2 separate regions of the Homo sapiens genome follow, and region 1 is linked to region 2. A link is a loop called in an ENCODE intact Hi-C map of the cell type or tissue named here. Cell type or tissue: GM12878. All regions are shown on one strand.

What was found. Peaks named below come from ENCODE experiments on the same cell type or tissue, not always from the same donor. Only the 100,000 strongest peaks of a DNase experiment are listed, where the experiment ranks them.
Region 1: it touches region 2 in a loop (11-fold over the local background); 77 of 110 quality-filtered maps call a loop at or near these places.

Annotation. Positions count from the first base shown.
Region 1 is chrX:12,892,757-12,895,256 of GRCh38, forward strand. No RefSeq gene overlaps it. Among named protein-coding and RNA genes, the nearest start is that of TLR8, 13 kb to the right of the region's middle. In GM12878, a CTCF peak has its summit at 1,518 (motif pointing left); a DNase peak (open chromatin) is centred at 1,446; H3K27ac peaks cover 1,239 bases.
Region 2 is chrX:12,813,195-12,815,694 of GRCh38, forward strand. All of the region lies in intron 4 of PRPS2 (phosphoribosyl pyrophosphate synthetase 2), which reads left to right. Among named protein-coding and RNA genes, the nearest start is that of PRPS2, 23 kb to the left of the region's middle. In GM12878, a CTCF peak has its summit at 1,429 (motif pointing right); a DNase peak (open chromatin) is centred at 1,437.

The sequences.
Region 1 (2,500 bases), 80 kb after region 2:
GAGCAAAGATGAGCCAGACAGCGGCTCCCACAAACAGAAAATGGCTCTCAATATTCTTCTGGCCAGTGGCAACTACTGAGGGTAAAACTAGACAGAGACGGCTAACTAGGAAGCCATATTGCTCTTGTATGACACATGGCTGCTTTACTTCTCACTGGCCAAGGCAAAACCATGAGGCATTGATTCCAGGGGATTTCATAACAGTGAATTGCATGAGTTGACTTGAGCAAAAGAAGTTTGTAGTAACATCTCCATGAACCATATCTGAGGCCCATTATCCAGGGGGACCACACTGCTGAGAAGATTGCTTGGGCTGTTTTGGGAGCCAGAACTAGGTTGTTGTCCTGCTATCACCCTGGGATGGTGGTTACATCCCTGCACCAGGTCCAGATGGAGGCCCACCAAACAGAACTTAGTAACAGGTGACATGCATTAAATAAAACAGTTTATAGCTCCCATCTCTCTTCTGGGCCTACTTTTCTCATGATTGATTTCTTTGCCTTTGGATTGAGGCATTGTAACTAAAATTCCCAGTTAATTTACAACGTTCCAAGGGTTGTTTCAACACATCACTCCTGTCCATTAACACATTGTGATGGATTAATTTGTGAGATGATCAACTCTCCAGAACAGGCCACCTAAGAAAACAGAACACAGGAAGCATGTTCTGAATGGAGAAGATGCATTTTAAAGTAATCCCAACTTTGGCTCCTGCTCATGAGGGCAGGCCCACAAAGGGAATGACAGGCAAGGAGGGAGTGAGGAGGATCTTAGGAAGAAGGGCTCAAGATGAAGTCACTGGTATCCCGACAATGTCATTCAGTAAGGGGTGGAGGGGAAGGAGGAAGGGAAGTCACATCTATTAAGCAGCAAATGCAAATTAAATGCTTCCTTTATTCCCTTGAATCTTCACATCACCTCTATGAGGCTAGTATTAGCAGCTCCATCTTAAAGATGATGGGTTAACTCAGAGATAAAGGTGAGATCAGAGAGGCAAAGTCAACTGCTCAATCTCTGGGACCCAGGAGTCCGCATCCCTGGAATACTTTTGAAGCAACTGGCTTGCAGAGCAGTTTGGGAAGCACCACATCTTCCTTTGTGACACCAGGGACTGTTATTACAGGGATCACTTTAGTAAGGAAAGCCCAGACCCCCAAGCTGTGCTCAATTTCCTTCCTTTTGTGTATAAACTTTGGTGCTCTCAACCTACTTCCCGGGAGTGGAGCTGCACTTAAACTCAAATTGCTTCCCGCTGGGCACTGTTTTTGGACAGGTATAATTTAACTATATAGGACTGGCATTTCTGTTTAGGGCCCAAAGGTGAAGACAATTTGAACAAGAACACTAGGGCAGAATTAGATAGACAGGGGCAGGTGGTTAATGGAATTGAAGTCTCGTAAGTCCTGATAGAGTTGCTGATTACATTTGTGGGTAAAAGGATGTCTTTACCGTAACTTCCATAACATCTTACTGATAGACGCTGTGGTTCTACTTATGTGGCGCCAAGCGCCACCTAGTGGGGTGGGAAATCCCTCCTGGATGCTGATGTTCTGCTTCTGAGACCCTTAGACGGGCTTCCAAAGGGGGATGTGGGAAGAAAATGTAAGAACAGATATAGTCATGTTTTTAAAAGTATGTCTGTGGCTATTTTTATCATATACCCAGTGTATTAATACAGAAATATGTAGGGCTGTGTGTTGAATGTTTACTGATGGGAGGGCAGTTTACAAAGAAGTTGAAGGCCACAGACTATTGAATATTTGTTTCTATCATTTATTTCCATTGTTTTTGCTTTAAGTCTCAAAATGGGGCCAGTCATGAATTTCCTTTTGCCCATGCAGATGTAGATGTATAGCCTTGAGTTAACTGGGTGACCGATCCTCTTTTTCCTACATTTCCATTTTTTATAGACTGTGGCCCCCATTTTAAAACTGTATTTGAGTATCAGTAATCTTTCTTGCACATTCTAGCTGAACATTCTCTCTCTCTCATATTTCCGAGCAATCCAACCACTAACCATTCCCTTCTGTCACCACCCCCCGCCCTATAAATAGCATTTTGAAGCATGCAGTAACTTGCCAGTTTGAGGATTTAGGTCTTTTTCATCCTGCTTGCCTACTTGACTGTCAGTTCATGAAGACAGTTGGTGAACAGGCATGATGCTTGGGTGTTTCACGCCCGTTAATTAAGTCAAAGATGATGGGGCGCTTACTTGCTAAGATATATATACATGTACACACCTACCTATGTATTCTGTATGCACATATATATAGCTGTCCATATATGTTTGTGTATATGCACACATATACATGCAAGCATGTATATATTTGTGTGTATTAGAATTACTGATAATTAGAATTACTGAATTACTGATGGCCATGTTTTGCATAGATTAATTGTAAACCTAAGTAAGATAAACCATAAAAAGTACTCAGCACAGGGTCTGACATCTATCAAACACTCCATAAATAACTTTTTAAATTCTTTTTATTACTTTTTA
Region 2 (2,500 bases):
ACACAGTTCTTCACTGTGCTTTTCTGAAAAACTCACTTGCTGTATCTTAACAATGATTCCATAGTCGTGTTGTGCAGCTGTGCAATATTCCCTTGTGTGCATGTACCACAGCTCCTGTGACCAGTCAGGCCCCCTCTTCCCCATTTGTAGGTGCCGTTGTTTGCACTCTTAAATGCAGTTGTGAAGCAATATCGTTGCTTTGACATTTTGTACACGTGTGCTAGTAGGATACGTTCCTAGAAGTGGAATTGCCGAGTCAAAAGGCATGAGCCATTTTAGGTTTGATGGGCAGTGCCAAAATATGGTCTTTTCCAAAAAATATACCAGTTGACATTCCATCATGTATGGATGCCAGTGACTTTCTACACAGCCTTGCTCACACAGTGGGTTATCAGGCAGTTTACTTCCAGATCAGGTAGGTGATCTATGGCATCCTCTTCCTGTGAGCTCTGGTTGCTGTGGGTGAGGGTAGTGCCCTCACCAGGGTATGTTGATTTTCCATGAGATGGGTCTCTATTCAAATCTTTTGCCTATTGTTCTCTTGGCTGGGACGTTTCTTGTGGATTGTCTACAGTTTTGCATAGACGAGATCACAGCTGTTTCTCATGTGTGTTGCAAATATTTCTCCAAGTTTTTTCATTTCTTCTCCTATTTTGTATTTTTATTCTCTGCAGGACTTTAAAAACCTTCTTACGTAGTCAGGTTTATTTTTTCTTCACATTATGGCTTCTGAGTTTATGTAGGAGTCATCCTTCTCTTAAAATTTGTCTTCTCCCATGATTCTGTATATTTTTTTCTTTTTTAATGTCCCAAGTTTACTTCCATCTGAAATTTATTTTGGAATAAAGAATGAAATAAGAATCCAGCCCCCCCACCCCCGACTCTACTGTCTAGTTTTTCCAAAACTATTTATTAAATAATCCACCTCTATTGATTTGAAATGGCATCTTTCATCATATACAGAGTTCCCCATTTCAAATAGATAGCTATTTGCCAACTCCTACTTTTAAAAAAATGCAGAATAAAGTAAACAGAATAAATGGCTGGGGTTGAGATGCTGTTTTGTTTTGTTGAGACCTCCTTTCAAGCAGTCTGCACTCAATCACCCCTGCTCCCTCTGCCAGGAAAATCAAGCTTTTTAGGGAAGTACATTTCAGAATTTTTGTCACCTCCTTTCTCTTTTCCAAGTGTTTCTGCTACACATTATTGTCATCCTCATATTCTAGCCCCCAACTGACAGTCTCCTCAGAACAGCCTTGCGGGTAATACATGACATATGCAGTTGACATTATCTGTGACTTCTTTGCTTGATGCAAAAGGTCATAGTTAGCAAAATAAAATACTGTAAATTTCTGTCTGACCAATTGGAGCTTGTTGCTTTAGAAAAAGCTTTGAAGCTTGACTCGTTCCGGGTAAAACTGAATGTTGCCACAGGAGGTCACTCTTGGGTAGGCTTTGTAGCTTGGTTGGGTTGACCACGGAAAGAAAATTAAACCTAAGAAACCTACCTACCACTGCTGAGATAGCAAGTGTCAACCTAAAAGTGGTATGGGAAGAGGGTAAAACTAGATAACTCAGATTTAACTTTTTTTCTGATTACATAATCTTTGAAGATGCTCTATAGGAAATTTGGAAAGTAGAAAGAAGAAAATCTTAACACTTTATATCTCAACCAGTGATGCCACTATGAATAATTTGGTGTACTATGTATCTGTCTCTCCTGGGGGAGCTGATATGGCACATGCACCCACAGAGAAAAGATTGTAAATATGTGCCCAGAAGAAATCCAAAACTGTATGTATATAATTTTCGTTCTGCCTTTTTCTGCCTAAGATTTCAGTGTGGTATGTTGTGTCAACATCATTTGTTAGGAGTATGTATTAGGTCTCCATGATATACAAGGAAAAGAAGAGTTACCTATAGCTTTTTCAGGAAATCATAGCGTTCTAACAACCCAGGAAGCTGTTTGCAGGGGTATTTTCTCTTATCTTCTTCTTCTGACATTACCATTGGATACCTTTTAGTGGCTAGGGCTCCCCACTCAAGTGAGATGTCTGTGTCCCCCACTGCCAAGAACCACAGAGCTCACCTTCTTTCCCAGTCCCACTTCCATGCCTACCCTGCTGTCTGCTTGTGAGCAGGCTCGTGAGAACAGGCGCCACCTGGCAGAGAGATGAAAACAGGTTCTGCTTTAACTTCTCCGGTATAGAACTTCCACCACAAAGGGCAGTGCTTCCCAGTGCTGGGCTGTGGATTGGTATCCTGTCATGCCCAAATCTGCCTAGTCGTTACCAAATAAGCAGACGGTAATGTATGTGGACATTTTGTGCGAGGTGTTCATGTGTCTTGGGAAAACCTGTCTCATGTTCCCAGAAAGTAGCTTTCCTTACCTGGAGTTTGAGTGGCTTTTATGACATTGGCATGTAGATAATAGAACTGTACGTGTTTTTTTGTTTGTTTGTTTTTTGAGATGGAGTCTCGCTCAGTCGCCCAGGCTGGA